2 separate regions of the Mus musculus genome follow, and region 1 is linked to region 2. A link is a loop called in an ENCODE intact Hi-C map of the cell type or tissue named here. Cell type or tissue: left cerebral cortex. All regions are shown on one strand. Each heading gives the region's core, and the rest is flanking DNA. Links, peaks and the distances in the headings are about the cores only.

Region 1 (10,261 bases), core at 947-8,946, 210 kb before region 2:
GCACAAAGAGACCTTGTCTCAAAATTAAAACAAACCCCTCAAGGCAGGGGAGCTAAAACCCAAACTACTTTTCAATCTGACCACTAGAGGGCAGCAAGGAATTAATAAATAGCACAACCCGTTTTACCCACAGACAGAAAAGACCAAAACTGTTATTTTTGTATCCAGTGTACAATGTGCATATGCTTTAAGAACAGGTTAGCAAGTACCAAATAAATCCTGGGGAAACAACATGGAACAGCCTATCAAGTTACCAAGCAATCTCCGTACCAGTGGGATAACAGGCATCCTGCCTTTTTGCATTGAAAAAATCCCATGTCACCAAAAACAAAACAACAACAAAAAAACCCAAACAAACAAACAAATGAACAACAACAACAACAAAATCCAAGTCCCAGGACATATATTCACTCTGTTTAAGAGTACTGCTCCATGGGGCTGGAGAGATGGCTCAACAGGAAGAAAGTTTTCACAACTGTTCTTCCAGAGAACCCAAGTTTAGTTCATAGCACCTGAGGGGCTGCTTACAACCAACTGTATTGCCAGCTTTGGGGCAGCCAATGCCTCTGGCTTTCAAGGGCATCCACATTCCAGTGCTCATATCCCCCCCTCCCCCCCAGACACATACACACATGGACACATAATCACAGATACACACATATAAACAAATAATCACACATAGCCACAGACACAGACACATAGTAAAAAAAAAAAAAATTCTAAACAAATAAAAAGTACTGTTGCATCTGGAGGAGTGCTTAGTTCGTATGTGGTTTCTCGTTCTTAAAACTTGTCTTCCTGTGACAATAATACACAGTTCCTCTCGGGCTGCCAGTGACACTAACATGCCTATGTGGCACATGACATTGAACAGTACTTAACTCAGCCTAGTGAGCTATGGTGGAATTAGGAGAGCCAGAACATGTGACTTGGACCTGGTTCCTCATCCCCACTCCGCCTCCCACCACCTCCCCACTCCCCATCCCCCCACTTCACCCCCCAGCCCCCAGCCCCACTAACTCCGTGAAGACCTTTCTTTCTATCTGAGCTTCAGCCAGCTTGGAGCCAGGGCAGCTTGGAGCTGATATTATAAACCAGCTGGAATCCACCCTAGGATGTATAAACACTGCTCATATTGCAAAGGAGAAGGGCTTGGGGGATGTCCACAAATTCCCTGGGAACTTGTTTATTCTAAAGCTTGAGTCCCATCTTAGTGCAACCTCAGAAAATGAAGACAAAACGTCCTGTACCCTTTGAACTGCCATATGACCCACTACTCTCTGTCCTACACTTATGAAGCAGACAGTGTACCTCAGTTATATTCATTACTGGTGAGCAAGACACCCTAATCCTAAGCTAGGTTAGTGACTCGATGATTTTAGAGTTATGTGCAAGGCACACATGCACACACACACACACACACACACAAACAAGAACTGAAACCTGGTAATATACCAGGGTCTTTATTTAACTAAGCCAGGTTCAAATATTTGGGTTGTGACAAGTTAGAATCACCCCTAAGTAGAGCTGGTATCCACCCTGGGGAATCAGACTTTCTCTCCCTGCATGCTACAAATGATCTCAGTCATTCCTTCTACCAAGCAACAGACCCATTTGGTCATGGAATAAGTCAAAGTGGACCAGGAAGTTCACCACTTCCTATTGACCTTTTCCTGTCCATCCCCATGAAAGGAGCTCCGCCACAGGAATCTGTGATGTCGTGTGTCGCAATGCCTGCCGAGGTTTACTCTTAGTTATACCTAAGTTCAATGCCCCTAAAAGGAGGTCGTAACCTCCTCCCCGTCAACTTTGCCTTATGTGGCCTGTCCTCATTCCTGAACGCTTGAAGGTTTGTTCTAAACTTGATCTGCTGACACTTGCTGTGTGCTCAGCGTAGATGTCAGAAACTGCCCTTGTCCTTTATTCTATATGACTTTACTCACAAGAAAGTCACTCAGATCAACGAACTGCCGTACAACCTTTCAGAAAATATCCTTTCCAAACCTTTCAACTGTCAAGAACGCAGTTCTAGAAAGCCCGGCTAGAGACGATCAAAATCATGCTATCAATAACTTTAACAACAACAACAACAACAACAACAACAAAGTCTGTGCTAAACAGAGTTCTGCAAATGATCTCAACAACTTTCCAAGCAAATTTCCAGTGTAAATGTTTATGTTTGGGTTAAAAAAATGACAACTCCAAGGGCTGGGAAGACTGCTTGGCAGTTAGCAAGGATGCCTTTCCAGAGGACCCAGGTTCAAATCCCAACACCCACATGGTCACTCTGTGATTCCAGTTCCTGAGGATATGGCCTTTGCAGGCATCAGGCATGCACAAAATGCAGACACATGAATATAAAACACCCAACGGTGAGAACAACAACAACAACAATGTTTAAAATAACAAGTTCAAAAGCCCTCATGGTCAGAAAGAAAGAGAGGAAACAGGGTGGCCTGAGACCTGGAAGATGGCAGGTGGCTGGCAGAACATTTTCTCTGTAGTTCTCCAAAGTAACGCCGCAAAGGAACTTCCCAGCAAACACCTGTAAACTGAGTTCTTACATAAACCTCCCAATGAGCAAATACTAGCAACTGATAAAGACTTTACTGTGTTGACCAATGCTAGTTTCTAGTTATGAGCTCTAACTTAAACCTTTCATTTAAACTAAATAGAGAATGAATGCCTCTATTTGCCATCGAGCTAGACACTCGCTGTTATTCATTGTACTTTAAAGCAAATATTAGAGCCACATAAATTATTTTTTCTTCATTGTAACAGATACCAGTCAATGCCTAGGGCATGAAGACACTGAGAAAAGAATGACCCAAGGCAAACAAGCCATAAAACATCAATGCATGCCCCGTCAGTGGAACCAGATGTAACTCTCCTTAAACTACCAAATAGGTGCTTTGGTGAGGTAGAGTAAAATGTCTTCAGATTCTGCGCAGAAGACAGGAACTTTTATTCCTAGGATAAATGGCATTATGAATTGTTTGTATACTGTGGAAAATAATCTCACACACTTACAAATATAGACTTAAGAGCTTTTAAAGAGGGAGGGGGAGGGCAGATGTGGGATGGGGTGGTGGTGGAAGTGGGATATCATTTGAGATGTAAACAAATGGAATGATTAATAATAATATATAAATAAATTTATAAAAGAAAATATATGTATATACAAACACATATATGCATGTAACAACAAGTAATGAAAAAAAAGGTATGAATTTGAAAGAGAGAAAGAAGGGGTAAATGAGAGGGTTTAGAGGGAAGAAAGGTGAGAAGTAAGATTATGTCAAAAATTAAAAAAAATTTTTTTAAATAAAAAAAAGAGCTTTATAGGCCAAATCTTTAGAAAATGAAGCAATTTTTTCCCCGTCTACAGCCTTCATGAAATTGGCCAGTGAAAAGCCAAACAGATGCTTTTAGCGAGCAGTCACGGAGCTCTTCCTTCTTAAAAGTTACTTATTGAAATTTTAAACAGCCAGATCTCTTGTTCCCATTAACAAAGACTCAAGATACTCTGGCGGGATACATTCTGATCTGTTTTCTTGAGATGCTCTGCCCTCCAAACCAGGGGGTGGTCCGCACATCCTATGCTTAGATAAATGTAGAAGCTTTAGTTCTCCAGGGTAATTGTTACCAAAGCTGACTTCCGATGCTCTCCAGAAACTTCCCAAAACTCAAGGCATGGATGGGTTTAGGCTATTCTTTTCTTTCTAGATTCATCTTTACCTTTATTTGCGTGCATGGTTGTGTGTCTGTGTATGGGTGCATGCAATTGAGTCCAGTGCTCACAGAGTCCGGGAAAGAGTGTTGGGTCCCTGGGGCTAGAGTTACAAGTGGTTGGGAGCTGCCCAGGGAGTGCTTGGACTGCACTTGTGTCCCCTGCAAGAGCAGCAAGCCCTCTAAAACACTAAGCTGTCTTCTCAGCCTTCTTTTCTCTTACATAGCCTTTGGGACACTGACAAATGTAGTTGTTGACAAGTGTGAAGACAAGTTCTTTTTTTTTTTTTTTCTTTCTGAGGAAGTTACATCTGCTGACCCAGCCAAAGGAGTGGGAATGCAATCCTCTGCAGACAGACAGAAGGCAGAACCATGTGGCCAGGTCCCAAGGTTCTCTCTCACATTCTAGAGCTGCCTTTAGGGAAAGCTCAAAGGCAGCGTGACCTCCTAACCTCCTGATTTGAGCCTAGTTCTTAAAGTCTAGGGTATGTAGATGAAAAACATACAAGTCAAATCTGTGGGCGAAGGAAACCCGCATCTCCAGCTTCCTGGAAACACTAGGGAACCCCTGTAGAGTCTGAAGGGTCTTTAGGCTATAACTCGCATTCCTTTGCTAACTTGCCCTCCCCCTTCCCATACTGCCCTGCTGAGTCTAGTCATTCCTGAGAAGGCTTCAAAGGGAAGTAGGGAGAGAGACAGACACTTCAGGAATTACCAGGGAAAGAAGAGATTTGAATTGTTTGCGACAGACAGAGCAGAAAGGTCAGAGATGGAGAACATATGTCCACACTTTGAGTTCAAGTGAGAAAGGAACGAATAAGCAGAAGTGCAGGAAGTTAAGGGCACACGAATCCGGGTCCTGTGTGTGCACATACTAACTAATACTTGGTTAATACTAACTAATACTTGGTTAATGTTTATACTTCTATTATTTTCAGGTAAGCCCTGTCTTTGATCCAGCTGTCACTTCTCTGGGACAAGAGGCACTGAATTGCTTTTGTTGGTGATGGGGAGTCTTTGTTGGTCACGTTTATATCAATACAATAGGTAACCCAGGCCTGCACTAGTAACTCAGGGGTCAAGCAGCTGAGCACCGTCCAGCTCCCCAGAGACCTTCACTTTCTTTACCAGGGACAGCCATTGGCTTCGTCAGTCACTGCACATAATTTTTTTTTTTGGTCAAATATTAAAAGGTGTTTTTCCAAGTGTGGTGGCACATGCCTTTGATCCCAGCACTTTGGAGGCAGAGGCAGGTGGATTTCTGTGAGTTTGAGACCAGCCTGTTCTACAGAGTGAGTTGCAGAATAGCCAGGCTATGTAGAGAAACACTGTCTCAAAGGCAAACAAATGAACAAAGTGTGCTCCCTTTATTGCTTTATCAGATCTGCACATTTCTTTTTCTTGTCATCTTTCTTGGAGGTAGCTCTAGATCGGTGGAATCTTTGGTAGGTATATCTATAAGCCATGCGTCCTGGTCAAGCCTTTAATAATGACCCCCCACTTAAGCACTTCCTCTGGGTTTGGACCCAGAACTTCAATTGTAGGACTTAACTTTGCTTTGTGCTTAAAGTCCCAATTAGTATGGTTAGACTTAAACCATCTTGCAGCTGCTGAGCCAGTGTGGTGGTTTCAGAAAGCAGAGTAGAGGGCTCACCGCTGAGCCTTGTCGTGACTGTAGCCATCAGGTTCAGCACTGTGCACATGACACTTCATTTCTTTTAGTGTAGGAAATGCTCACTGAGGTCAGGCAAGATGGCTCAGTGGGTAAAGGGACTTACTGCCAAGCTTAATGATCAGAGTTCAATCCCCAGATCAGGCATGATGAAGTTAGAGAAGAGACCCTTTCAGGAGTTGCCCCCTGACCTCACTATGTATGCACTCTGTATGTATCTATGTATCCTACCCAACCCTTGGGAGCAAGCACATTTGCCACACACACAATAAATTAAAATAATTATAAAAAAATCTAAAAAGGCATAAGCATAGGAGAGCTGTGTCACAATAAGGGGGGCTCTTGGGGGACAGTCTTCAGCTGGGAAATAGATGTAGCTCCTACAAAACAGCACCGTCTTACAGGCATGCATGTTTCTGATCTGCCATCAGCTGGAAACTTTTATCAACAGCGGGAATTACACATGAATATCCTTGGCTTATGAAGGAATTCTCTAGACTTCACAAGCCGGGGCAAATGGCACACTCAAGAAGAGCAGGTATCAAAATGACTAGGAAGTTCTTTATGTTCAACAATCTTTACAAATTCACAGAGGTCATGGATTCAACTAGCGAACAGAGGCTCTCCTTCCTGCTTCTGCTCAAGCTGTGAGCCTCCACAGAGGTGTCAGAGGAAGGAGGTAAACGCTTTCAGCCATTAAGTTTGCCTGGGGATGGAGACCTGGCTCAGTGGGTAAAAGGGCTTGCCACATAAGCGGAAAGACTTGAACTCAAATCCTAGGACCTTTGTGGCAAACATCTGTAACCTCAGCATGCCTACTGGGCATGGGAGGAGAGGACAAGAGAATCCCTGGAAGCTTGAAGCAGCTAACCTAGAGTTCTCTCAGGGAAAAAAAAACCCAAAGAGGCCTTGCCTTAAGAAACGGGGAAGATGAGGAGTTACTGCCAAGGTTGTCCTGTGACCTCATAGAAGCCATGGCATATGCATACCTGAATTCACACATTCCTGTGTTCCTGGGGGGGGGGGGGGGGCGCATGCACGCGCGCACACACACACACACACACACACACACACACATACACACAACTTATCAGGACATCTACAAGAGGAAAAACTGCCAAAAGGACCTCTCAGGGAGTAAGACAGGACAACTTCCAGACTATGCTATTATTTAGTTGACAGTGGCACCCTTGTGAGTCACTTCCACTGTCCCTTTCTGTTTTGTTTCACTTTAGCTGGGTGTGCTGGGGCATGCCTCTTATCCCAGGACTTGGAAATCAAAATAGGCACACTATTAGATGGCACACTATTAGATGTTCAGGTCCAGCCAGGACTTTTGCAGTCCTTACTAAGTTCAAGGTCAACCGATACTCTATAGTGGGATACTGTCTCCAAAAAAAAAGAGGCTGGGTGTAGTGATACATGCCTTTAATTCCAACACTTTGGGAGGCAGATACAGCTGGATCTCTGCGAGTTCAAGACCAGACTGGTGTGTGTGTGTGTATATATATATATGTGTGTGTGTGTGTGTGTGTGTGTGTGTGTGTGTGTGTGTGTATGTATATAGTGAGTTCCAGGATAGCCAAGTCTACATTGTGAACTCTGGACAGAAGAAAAATGAAAGAAGAAGAAAGATGCAGGAGGAGGGAGGAAAAAAGAAGAAAGACAAAAGAAGAAAGGAGAGGAGGAGGAGGAAGAAATAAAACAAACTCATGGATAAAAGCAGACATCCCCCAATCTCCCTGCAACACCCTAATGGCAGCTGCCTGCGGTTGGAGACTTGACTTGCCTCATGAGCAGACAAATCACCAGGAGGGAGAGGCCCAAGCACTTCCTCCTGCATGGCGCATTCTGCTTCTGCCGCTGGTGCATCTCTCCGCCGCATTTGTTGCAGCAACGGCACATACAAAAGAAGCAGCCCACCAGAGGCATGAGGATAATGAACAGCAGTCCCAGGATGGCGCAGATAAGGACTCCGATCTCATAGAGGGCAATCTGCAACGCAAAGGAAAAGCACAGCATATGTCACGTCACACAAAACAGGAAGAAGATTCCACAGGTGGTAGCTATTGTGAGGACCCCAGTATGCACTCAGTTAAGGACTTTTCCATTTAGAAACTCTCTGTTGAAGAAAGTAGAGTCCTGAATTACCAGAATGCTGGCCAAGAGTTTCATATTCCTTTCAATTACCTGGAAGTTACCCTAAGAGCAAGGTCAAGTGGGAAATGGTTTACTTTCAATTCCAAGGGCATTTTGTTTTCCAGATGGCTTAAAAAAAAAAAAAAAAGCTCTGCATAGAGAGTCGTACATACACAGGGTGCTTTACACCAGGGAGACAGAACAGAACAAGTAGAGATTAGGAAAGATTTGAACCATGTTGGATGGGATTGATTAGTGACAAACTCCATGTTTCTAAAAGTATCTCAATGTTGAACAAAGTATAGACATTCTGAGTGACTCAAGCACAAGGCCTTTACCTTTTCCACACAGACACTGGGAATAACAGTATGGCTCTCATCAGGTCATTGTGAGAAGGAGAGATAACGAATGCTTAAAGAGGGAGCACCTAGGCAATCACCAGGCAAGTGAAGCTTTCTCTGCCGTCCAAGAGGCAGACCTGGTGACTACGGGGGCTTGGCATTGGCAGCCGGTGTCCACACTGGTCCTGAGCTCCCAGGATCCAGCCCAACTCCCACATACAATCATTAGATAGACCTTAACTCTTTTCACTCTCCCTGCTAGCTTGGTCCTGGATCAATCAATGCCCTGGAGGATGAAATAACCTTTCATTCCAGTCTGTGCACAGAGTGACTTGCATTTCTCTTGTTTGGATGCTCACTCCCTGATGCTTTCTTTTGTTTTTGAGACAAACTTCCCTGAATCCCAGGCTGGTCTCAGTAGTAAAAAATGATCCCCTTGCCTCCACCTCTTGGATGCTTCAATCACGGGATGTGTGTCTCCATGCCTAGCTTATGTGGTACTGAGGATGGAACTCAGAAATTCGTGAAAGCTAAGCAAGTACTCTACCAACTAGAATGGCAGAAAACTCACAGGATGGCATTTGATGATTCGTGAACAAACAAGATAGCAGTGTAGGAGGTAGGTGCTAAAATGAAGGGTCGGACAAGATATGAGCCTTGCTCCTTTAGGTGTGCACTGAGACCTGACCTCACATCCAATTTCCTGTTTAGCCAACTCACTTTATCTTTTCATAGTTGAATGATGTCTGGTTTTTTTTTTCTCATTACTATGAGTGAGGCAATCAAAAAAAGTACTCAAGGCCTCCACTCCCTGGAGCCTGTCTACAGTGGAATATGGCAGTGACAAAATCAGCTGAAGAAAAGAGTGAATTCTGTCCCTGAAATCTGCAGAGCTAAAAAGCATCTCCTGACACAGGGATGTGATTGTGTGTGTGCCCTCTGGCCACCTGTCATCATTAGCAGCCACCCACCAGTGTGTGATCCCCTACCCTATTATCTCTGTCATCACTCCTGAATGTCCACCAGAATGAACTTGGTGGCAATCCTGCCATCCTCCCAGCTAGCTGGCTCTCCTCAGCTGCCTGCCTTGCAAGGTACCTGTCTCTTGGTTTAAATGGCCTGATGTACAGACAGCAGCCCTACTGGGTGGACAACCCTGCTAGAGGTGATGATGCCTTGGCAGAGAACACTAAAACTGAAATCAGCTACATCCTTCTAGGAGAGCCTAGTTCCCACTAGGAAAATAGCCATTAATATGATGAGCTTCATAGGCATCAGGGATGAGCTGTCATGGCATCAGGGATGAACTGTTCAAAGCAAAAGCAACTGCTTAGAGTCAATGATCAATTGATAGCAATTAGCTATAGACAATTGCTCATGTATGAATCAGGGTGCAGCTGACACTTGGATACTCTTCATTTCAATATTAAAGTTAAAATGCTAAAAAAAAGGCTAAGTTCATCAGTGTGTGTGTGTGTGTGTGTGTGTGTGTGTGTGTGTGTAGCCTCTTTCTCCTATCCATGAACACCTGCTATTTACTGACTCTTTAGCACTTCCTTGAGAAGTAATATCATTGGCCAACTAAGAAACCAACCCATACACTCTAAATTCTCACATACTTACAGATTTGCTCCCATTTCTCAGCAAACAAAATTATTTAATAATTTAAAGGAGTTTTAAATATTTTCAGAACCACAGGAAGCAATAAACTCAAATCCAGAAAAGAAGATGTATTAAAATGTTTATAGTGCATCAGTTTTAGCTTCAACAACAACAAGAGTTTATAAGTTCTATACAACCTTCCCAATTTTATCAATTAGGTATCAGTCAGGGTCATGAATGAGGTTGTATGATTTCCTTCCTCTTTCTCCTACCCTGCCCTAGAGCAGAACTGATCTTAGGGCCTCACACACCACAGAGATGATACAGACAAAACAAACTGAAACACCATCACAGTGGAATCACCGGGGAAGAACAGAAAGTACCAACAGAGACAGCACTAGCCATTGACCTAAGACGAACAATGACACAGAACAGAGAGCAAGCGCACAGTTTACCTTCAGAGCCAAGACTATGATTTCTGGCTGTAGAAATCAAAGCAGTTGAGGAGTTTGTGTGTAGCAGAGGCAGCATGCATCGAAATAAAACAGAAAAGTCACATGAGTCATTCACCATAACCGAAGTCCACATGGTAAAATAACATGGTGGGGATCCACATGAGAACAGGATAGAGATTCTTGAGTGCATATGGAGAACCAGTATTTCAGAGTCAAGTTCCGCAATTCAAGTTTGGGTTTTTGAAAGGTTCAAAGTCAGCATGATCATCAGTTAGGGAAAAAGCAATCACAGGGCAGTTACAGATGTTAACATGCTTGCTATA
Region 2 (10,261 bases), core at 781-8,780:
CTGTTGTAGTTTTGTAGGAGACTCTTGCCTATGGAAGGAGTAGCACGATTATGACGTAGTTTTGATTCCATCACTTAAAACCTTCTCTCTTGCCCCTTTGCATTTAATGTCTCCAATCTGCAATCTCAGGAATGTATAGCTCTACTTCCTCCTGGTGTAGATTAATACTGATGTTCTGCTGGGAAGGCACATGCTGTTTATTTGAATGTTTTCACGTGGTACCTGAGATTTCATTCCTGGCTTCTTTCCCTCAATGTAGTGTTTTTGAGATCCATCCATTGTGTTCCACACAGCAGAAATTTGTTCCCCAATGGTAGTCCTTGTACCAGCCAATTCGAACAACAAAGGAAACAACCAAGAGAACACTAAGGACATTACACCTTATTTACCCTGTACATTTATGTATGTATACCCATTGCAAGAAAACTGTAAGCCACAACCTGCTTACCTAACAACACAGTGGGTTGTTTCCAATAGTTGATTATTGTGTATAAAATTGCTATACATTTTCAGGCATGTAAACTTATTTTAAATTCCTTTTATTGTATCTATACTTCTTTGCTGAACAGAGAGATGGAGTGTAAATTTATGAGAAAATGCTGAGCTGCTTTTCATAGCAATATTGCTTCGTGGCTTCACCAATATGCATTATTGCAAGCCTATTTAATTTTATCCATTCTATTAGATGTAGAGTTATGCTTTATTTTGGTTATAATTGACATTTGGTGAGTTAATTGCCTGTTCATGTATCTTTATTGTGAAGTATTTAAATCTTTGGCCACATTTTAAATGTGTACTTACTATCTTGTTGTTGAGGTATAGAGTCCTTCTTGTGTTTTGAAGAAAAATACTATGCCGGCTATGTATGTTGAGATTCTTTTCAAGTTTGTAGTCTGTTTTTGGTGTGTATGTGCAGGTGTATGGCGTACCTACACGTGTGCATGTATGTTCACATATTTAGGGTCTCGTAGGTGTGTGCGTGGTTGTGTGTACACATGCATATATAAGCCAAAGGTGATGCTGGGTGTCTTCTCCATCCTCTATATTAAGGAAAAGTCTCTCACTTGAAACCAGAACTCACCCATTTGGTTAGTTTAGTCAGCCAGCTTGCTGGTGGGATCCAGTCCCTGCCTCCCTGGCTATGGAATTATACAGTTGTCTCACCCATCCAGGGCTTATGTGGTGCTGGGGATTCAAACTCTGCTTTAAAGAGCAAGTATTACATTTTGATGAAAATCCGACTAGTCCATTTTTGTTTCACAGTGTGTCTTTTTTGTGTTCTAATCTAAGAAATCTTTGACAAGCTTCAGGGCTATAAGAACCATGTTAATGCTTTCTCAGGAAAAGAAAAAAAACATTCATAGGCCTTTTAAAATAGAAAGCTTAAAAACTGTTGATGTTTTATAGTTAGTCTTGTCTTTGAGTCTCATAAAGTATGACTACTTTTATTGTATGATAGGAACTAAAAATGCAGTTAAAGTTTTCTGGGCACAGGTACTTCTGTTGCCAAATTCATTCACTAAAATGGCTATCTCGAAAATCTTGTCATTTTTTTTCCACCAAGTTAATAAGCCATATATGTTTTTTTTTTTTTAGACATGTAAATTTTTCTTTATTCTGAGGTGTTTAAATTCTTTTTTTTTTCCATTTTTTATTAGGTATTTCGCTCATTTACATTTGCAATGCTATACCAAAAGTCCCCCATAGCCACCCACCCCCTCTCCCCTACCCACCCACTCCCCTTTTATGGCCCTGGCGTTCCCCAGTACTGGGGCATATAAAGTTTGCGTGTCCAATGGGCCTCTCTTTCCAGTGATGGCCGACTAGGCCATCTTTTGATGCATATGCAGCTAGAGTCAAGAGCTCCGGGGTACTGGTTAGTTCATAATGTTGTTCCACCTATAGGGTTGCAGATCCCTTTAGCTTCTTTGGTACTTTCTCTAGCTCCTTCATTGGGGGCCATGTGATCCATCCAATAGCCGACTGTGAGCATCCACTTCTATGTTTGCTAGGCCCAGGCATACTCTGACAAGAGACAGCTATATCAGGGTCCTTTCAGCATAATCTTGCTAGTGTATGCAATGGTGTCAGCATTTGGAAGCTGATTATGGGATGGATCCCCGGATATGCTAGTGTCTACATGGTCCATCCTTTTATCTCAGCTCCAAACTTTGTCTCTGTAACTCCTTCCAAGGGTGTTTTGATCCCACTTCTAAGGAGGGGCATAGTGTTCACACTTCAGTCTTCATTTTTCTTGAGTTTCATGTGTTTAGGAAATTGTATCTTATATCTTGGGTATCTTAGGTTTTGGGCCATATATGTTTTTATCTTTGTCTAAACTCCCTACTCTCCTACCTTGATGCATTTGTCTTTGTAGCCATGTCACACTGTCTTGGTTGCAGGTAGCTTTGAAGTATGTTTAAAAATCAAATGATAAATAAATAATTATAGCCATTAGTGACAAATACTAAATACCAAAAAACTTATACAACATTGGTTGGTTTATTTTTTCATTTTTTTTGTAATTTTGTAATTTTTGGATATTTTGTGAATCTTTACATGTTCTATCTGTTGACTCTCTTGTGTTTTGTGAATCTTTACATGTTCTGTCTGTTGACTCTCTTGTGTTTTATGAATCTTTACATGTTCTGTCTGTTGACTCTCTTGTGTTTTGTGAATCTTTACAAAACTCCTGCTGGGATTCTGATTAGATAGAGCTGACATCTTCACAGCATTCCTTTATGCAGTGGGTGAATGGCATTCTTTTTAATTTGGTTTTTTACCTCTTTAATTGGTTTTTGAATGAAACAGTTTTAATTTAAGCATGGACAATTTTTAAAAAAAAATTAAACATACATCTTCCAGCAAAATAAAATAGATCCATTCCCTTAATGTAGAGTGCCAATTTGCTACCCATGACCTTAAATTTCTTAGCTACCTGGGTAAGATTCCCTTATAGCCCAAATCTTGGTTTTACACATGGAAATAATGGAATAGATCTGTAATCCCAGCACTTGGGAAATGAAGGCTGGAGGATCAGGAACTCAAGATCATCCTTGCCTACAGAAATAATTGAAGGCTGGGGCTGGAGAGGTGGCTCAGTGGTTAAGAGCATTGGCTCTACTTCCAGAGAACCTGGGTTCAATTCCCAGCACCCACATGGCAGATCATAGCTACTTGCAATTCCAGTTCTAGGGGATACAGCACCCTAACACAGACAGACAGACATGCAGGCATAACACCAATACACAGAAATACAAAGAAATAAGTTAAAAAGAGGAACTCAAGGCCAACTGGGATACATGAGACTTTATCTCAGATCTCCCTCCCCTCAAGACTAGGTTTCTTTTAGAGAGAAGCCAAAGAAGATCCGAATCTCCTTTTTTTTTTCTTTTTAAGCTTTTAAAATCTGTATTTATTAAAACAGGGTACTGACACAATGAGATGTAAGTGAGAGCTAGGCAAAATCTAAGAGAAGATGATGCATGCATAGATATTTGAATATGACAAAGGAAAAAACTCTAGACTATGAAGAAATCTTGCCTTTTAAACAAATTGTGTTAGATAAATTTAGTATCTACATTGTAAAAAAATATTGACCCCTTACCATGCTTCATAACATACTAACAGTCTTTCTGATTAAAGGAAGGAAAAATTCTCTTGATCTTAAGGTTGGCAATAGTTTCTTTCAATCTTATTATTCGCCATTACAGCTTAGAAATTTTGATCTTGAGGCTGTCAATGATTTCTTCCAAAGTTATTACTAGTCATTACAGTTTAGTAAAAATACACAATAAGATAAAGAACAAGTATCAACTAAGACATAATAAGAACAATGGGTATACAAGTCATGGCTGCAAAGACATTCCTGTATTATAAATGACATCTCAAATGACCAATAAAATATAAGGAGTTTCTTGACCTCAAAAAATATGCAATGACAAGCACTGGCTAAGATAAATAGAAATTATATACATGCATATATATATCACCATATCCTGAGGATAAAAGTACAAAGTGAAACAACCACTTTGGATAATGCTGGCTGTAGTTGATGAAGTTCAACGAATGCATTGCCTTGTACTTGAGCAATTACTATGGAATTATGTACCTGCATTCATCTAAAGTCCTATACATGGATGCTTGTCATGGCCCCATTAAGCACTTCATTCCTTGGTGTTCACTATGGGTCTGTCTTTAATAACCACAAATAAAAAATGCATGTGCCCATCAATCAAAATTTATGAATGTTGTTATATTCAGAGACTAGAATACCATCCATGAAATGTTTAAAAAACAAATGACCCACAGCAGTGTTCCTCAACAAAAGACAACTTCACAAACATGATACTGAACAAAACAAGACAGACAAACATGTCAGAATGTCATTCCATTTGTGGCGGTTTCCACTCAGAAAGTCAACATGATGTTATATAGTGTGTGAAAAGGAGATAGTTGCTACCATCTGGCTGGGAAAGAGGTTTTGAAAGAAAATTTGAGTGGATCACAAGAATAGAACTTTTAATTTCCATAGTAAATTTAGAATTCACACAAATGCCTTAAGTGAATAAAAGTTTTTTTTTAAATATTGCTAAGTATGAAGAATTAACCCTTGGGACTAAAGTAAAATTATAAATGCCCCACAGAACTGTGGGGTTCCTAGTTCTCAGGAGCAGATGGAATGCTCTGCTTGGGGTTTAGATCATGTTTATAGCAGCGCTTTTTCTTCAACTTGTGTTATTTTAAAAAAACATGTGTTTCAATAAAAGTATTTGTGAATTGCTTACTGAATTTTGATAATGACACATTTTCTTTTTTAAAAAATTTTTTAAAAATACTTTTTATTAGGTATTTTCCTCATTTACATTTCCAATGCTATCCCAAAAGTCCCTGTCTTAGTCAGGGTTTCTATTCCTGCACAAACATCATGACCAAGAAACAAGTTGGGGAGGAAAGGGTTTATTCGGCTTACACTTCCATGCTGCTGTTCATCACCAAAGGAAGTCAGGACTGGAACTCAAACAGGTCAGGAAGCAGGAACTGATGCAGAGGCCATGGAGGGATGTTCTTTACTGGCTTGCCTCCCCTGGCTTGCTCAGCCTGCTCTCTTATAGAATCCAAGACTACCAGCCCAGAGATGGCACCACCCACAAGGGGCCTTTCCCCCTTGATCACTAATTGAGAAAATGCCTTACAGTTGGATCTCATGGAGGCATTTCCTCAACTGAAGCTCCTTTCTCTGTGATATCTCCAGCTGTGTCAAGTTGACACAAAACTAGCCAGTACAGTCCCCCATACCCTCCTACTCACGCCCCAACCCACCCATTCCCACTTTTTGGCCCTGGCATTCCCCTGTACTGGGGCATATAAAGTTTGCATGTCCAATGGGCCTCTCTTTCCAGTGATGGCCGACTAGGCCATCTTTTGATACATATGCAGCTAGAGTCAAGAGCTCCGGGGTACTGGTTAGTTCATAATGTTGATCCACCTATAGGGTTGCAGATCCCTTTAGCTCCTTGGCTACTTTCTCTAGCTCCTCCATTGGGAGCCCTGTGATCCATCGAATCTCCTTTCATTGTTGGGTTTTCACAGTTGCTCTTGGAGCTTCTGACAGCAGAGATGGCCTGTCTCCTTATATGCTGTTACGTGCTGCCATCTAGTGAGAGTTGTGTCTGAATTTTACTAAAATCTATGAGTCCTTCAAATAAAGTAATAGTTTAGGGTAAAAACACAGATATATTTAAGATTTTTCTGGGCAACAGAAGATATAAAGCCTATAGTATATGGGTTTTTTAAAAGTGCTATTAGCATATAGAAAGCTCTGTTTTTAGATTTTTAGAAAATTTGGGTACATGTTAAGTTTTGAAGATATTGCCTCCTTATATATAGCTTGCTCTGCTGTGAAACTTGTTATCATTCTTTTCATTCTCAGAAGAGGCGGACATTTAGAAAAACAGGGGATGTTTTCTGGAAAAACAGCCATCATTTATACTTCTCCCCCTCTCCAGTATTTACTGCCACTTATGTCATCCCTGGCCCCCACATCCCTCCATCTCTGTCTGCCTAATTGTGGAGGTCTATTTAATTTCTCAGCAATGTCTTTAGGGTTTGAAATTTCCACTCATGAAAAGGAGAGTCACAAGCAGGTCATGGATTCCTGGATTTACTCATCTAGGCATGACCTGAGAATTAAAAAAGATATACTTTCTTCACATCATAGAACACACACACACACACACACACACACACACACACCACACACCTACATACTACACACACATACACACACACACACACACCACACACCTACACACTACACACACATATACACACACACACCACACACACATACACACACTACACACACACACACACCACACCTACACACTACACACACATACACACACACACACACCACACACACACACACACACACACACACACACACACACACACACACACCTAGCCAGGCCTTGTGGTGTTCTCTGTTTCTGAGCTGAGATTAAGCTGCGTGGCTGTAGAGGCTCCAGGCACTAGGCTATGTCCTTATCCTGGTTGGGAGAGCTTGAGAAGGATGAACTGGGATGGGAAAGAAATGCAATTCACCAAGACAAAGATGCAGTGGATGTGATCTCTCAGGAGCACCTAGCGTGGTCCATAGCTATGAAGACATGTCCATCAACATAGCCTTGTCAGGGAGATCAGGCGATGTCTTTGGCCAGGGTGCTCAGGCAAGGAAAGACAAGATTAAAATTATAGGTCAGCATCTACCCTTTCTCTCTTGACATAAATGGAGATGCCCAACTCATGGGCCCCACAGCCTAGCCATCCACCAGGACTCTAGAAACAAATGACTTTCCATGCAAGCCTTCATTAGCAACTTTTCACACTGTGACAGCAAAATATGATTAAAGAAAGTTAAGGAAGGGAGGAAGGAAGGAAGGAAGGAAGGAAGGAAGGAAGGAAGGAAGGAAGGAAGGAAGGTCTTACTTTAGCTTACTGTTTTGGGGATCATTCCACTGTGTCTGGGAAGACATAGTGGCAGGAGCTAGAGGCTGACTGGTCACACTGCATCTGCACCATATGAACTGGAATTACGATTGTGCTGTAAGACCTTAAGGCTTCCCCGCCAGTGACCCATTTCTCCTAAAGGTTCCAGAACTTTCTCAGTGTTCTCAGCTGGAGGACAAGTGTCCAAACATGAGACCCTACAGAGGATATTCAACCTTCACATTACAACTAAGGCTGCAAGCCATAACCGTGACAGCAATGTTCTTATCAGCTTAATTGTTACAGTTAGAGATTCATTATTAATATCAGTCAAATATTAGCTTTTTATAGCAATGCAAGCAATGTTGGGAGTGAAAGAAGTCACTATATAAAATAAATAAGAAACTAAAATAGCTCTGGATTTGTACTGGTATCTAGTACTTGTATCTTACACAATGTGTAAGCAAACACTTAAAGAATTTCAAGGAGACATTGAAACATTTTCTTCAATGATGGTAAAATTTAACTAACTTTTAAAATTTGTGATGAAGTGCATATTCCAGAGAAATTAGAAAATGTGCTTTTAGCATGATATTTTTATTATCTGAGGATTTTATACAACATATTTGGTCATATTTATTTGGTCATTATCTCTTACCTCCCTCTTCTCCTTTACTCCCTCTGCACACACTCTCTTCTTTATTTTTAGAACTTATAATACAATCAAATAAGCATAATGGAACTCTGATTTACTCAGAGAATGAAGAGACAGTGACCACAGAACAGGTCTGACCAACAATCTGAAAGGAGACACACCACAGACCAAGCTGTCTGGCAAACTAATTTGGAAATGCTAAAAAAATAGAATGCCCACACTTTCACAAAATTTAAGAAATTTACAGTTTTGATTACTAGTGTGTATCCCAAGAAGAAACGGAAATAAAATTTCTGAAGTGTCAAGCTGAGTAACACTACAAAATAATTGCTAATAGACTTCAGCTATCAGAGTCCTTTTAAATTCACGATCTTCATACAAAAACATCTAAAACTCCCAAACCAGAACAACACACCCGGCATTGTCTACGGGGTTAGGAAAACAATGGTAGAATAAGCTTAACATAAGAGAAGGCAGTGACAGAAGGCAGAAACAACTAAAGAGGAAACAAAAGGAAACAAACACTAAAGCTAGCCTTGGTGAAGACCAATGAAAGCTTCTAGCAATGGTTATTAGTATTAGTAATAATGGCAAATGAGAAATAGCAGCAGCAGGATGAGAGGAATCCCAGCAGCAGAGATGAAAGACACTATCTAAAGATATCACGAAGCATTCTATGCCCCTAAATTTGGAAGTAATTTGCCAAGTTTGCATAAATATATAGAGAACGAAAGGATTTATGAGAACAGAAAAATCTAAAAAGTCCTATTAACATTAAAGAAATGGAATCGCAGAATGCTGGTTGGTGTGTAGCAATTTCCTCCTAGCGGAAACCTTCCATCCTAGAAGGAGACTCTTAAAACTTAAGAAGGGAGGCGCATCAGAAACAGCCCCCATTCACCAGATAGCCAGGGTGGTTTCCATGTTTCCGGCTAAAGCTGGAGCTGGCTTCCAATCCTTAGGGGGAATGCCTGGGTTCGGGCTATTCTATGGATAGCCAATGAAGTGAGTGGTTCTGAAGTCAGAGAACAGGGGATTGGTTGGAGAGAACAGGGGATTGGTTGGAGAGAACAGGGGATTGGTTGGAGAGAACAGGGGATTGGTTGGAGAGATGCTGAGTGGATGGATGAAAGGAGCTCACAAAAACTTGGCTTTAAAAAGGATGGGGAGAGTCAGTACAGAAATGGGCTAGCCGTGTGTACATACACACCAGGGATTCTTCAAAAAATTCCAGGCTGTGCTCCCGAGGCAGTCAACTCCTATGGGAGGTTGAATCTGAGTGGCCTGTTTGTCCTGAGGCTGCTCAGAGGCTGAGGAGGCCGGCTCTGGTGGAAGGAGCTCCAGGAAGTTCTACCTAGAAGGGTGAAATAGCAGAGAGTTGGCAGTGGCTTGGATGAGCCACGAGTCTCCTTCGGGTGTGGCAGAAAGGGGAGGGGTGGGTATGAGCAGGGAAAAGGAAGGAAGGAGAAGGAAATTGACTTGCACCGGCTAAAGCAGACCAAGAAGTAAGTGGTGATGGAAATTCAAGCTGGGGGAAGGGAGGAGAATGAGGAAGGAGGTGGCACTTAAAGAGAAAATGACTCTGCTCTCAAGACCTAAATTGTATCTTTATATAATTTGGTTCCCGGCATTTTCTTTCTTTCTTTTTTTTTTTTAAGGAAGATTTATTTTTTTATTCATGTATTTTTACGTAAATGAGTGCTCTGTCTTCATACACACCAGAAGAGGGCATCAGATCCCATTACAGATGGTTGCAAGTCACCATATGGTTGCTAAGAATTGAACTCAAGGGCCCAGCACTCAGGAGGCAGAGGCAGGTGGATCTCTGTGAGTTCAAGAACAGCCTGGTCTACAAAGAGGGTTTCAGGACAACCAGGGACCTCTGGAAGAGCAGTCAAGTGCTCTTAACCACTGGGCCATCTCTCTAACTCCCTGGTTACCGGTATTTTTAATCCAAATCATTTTATTATAGATAACTGAAGCTAGTATGGTTTGAGTTTCATAATGCGAGCATAATTTCAGAAGCAGACCATTCTTTTTGACCCTAAACAAAACCAAACCTCATATTAGCTTGAATTTATTATAGTGTTAATATTATTTACTCCTTGAAAATGGGCTAATTCTAATTAAAATTGTGGTTTTTTTCTGCTCTAGAATGACCGGATATTGCATCCTATTACATTATTAAAATCATTTGCATGGTAATTATGGCTTAGATGTACTGGTGATTGACATTGTTTGCATTCTGGTAATGTTGTACAGTGGTTGTTCATTAATCACCGGCAAACTTTGCCAGATGGCACTGTTAAGGAAGTATGCACTTCTACTAAATGTATTTTCATTATAGTTCCTAAACGAATGGTTCCTAAACCAATGGTCCAGTTCGTTTGTCAACTTCTTCTGATGCTCTTTGTATTTCTAAACCATAGATGCATTATAAAAATGATCCAAAGACCAGATGTGTCTTGCTTAGGGAAATTGTATTTTAAAATGTGAGGGGCAATGGCTAAGTGGATAAAGGGCTCTCAGGAAAGTGTGAGAGTGTGAGTTTGGATACCCAGAACTCATTAAATTCTCAGTGTTTGTTTGGATAGTTTTATGTGAAATTGGCACAAG

Evidence for each region. Hi-C counts contacts between places; a loop is a spot of excess contacts. Peaks named below come from ENCODE experiments on the same cell type or tissue, not always from the same donor. Only the 100,000 strongest peaks of a DNase experiment are listed, where the experiment ranks them.
Region 1: a loop joins it to region 2, with 6 times the contacts of the local background. A loop is called at or near these places in 24 of 42 quality-filtered maps.

The regions. Positions count from the first base shown.
Region 1 is chr5:44,048,688-44,058,948 of GRCm38, forward strand. Prom1 (prominin 1) reads right to left here. Exons shown (of 28, transcript NM_001163577.1): 4 at 9,939-9,965; 5 at 7,191-7,396. Among named protein-coding and RNA genes, the nearest start is that of Prom1, 48 kb to the right of the region's middle. In left cerebral cortex, for the core only: no CTCF peak of the experiment used is centred there; a DNase peak (open chromatin) is centred at 4,025.
Region 2 is chr5:44,263,085-44,273,345 of GRCm38, forward strand. No RefSeq gene overlaps it. Among named protein-coding and RNA genes, the nearest start is that of Gm35959, 37 kb to the left of the region's middle. In left cerebral cortex, for the core only: a CTCF peak has its summit at 5,667 (motif pointing left); a DNase peak (open chromatin) is centred at 5,630.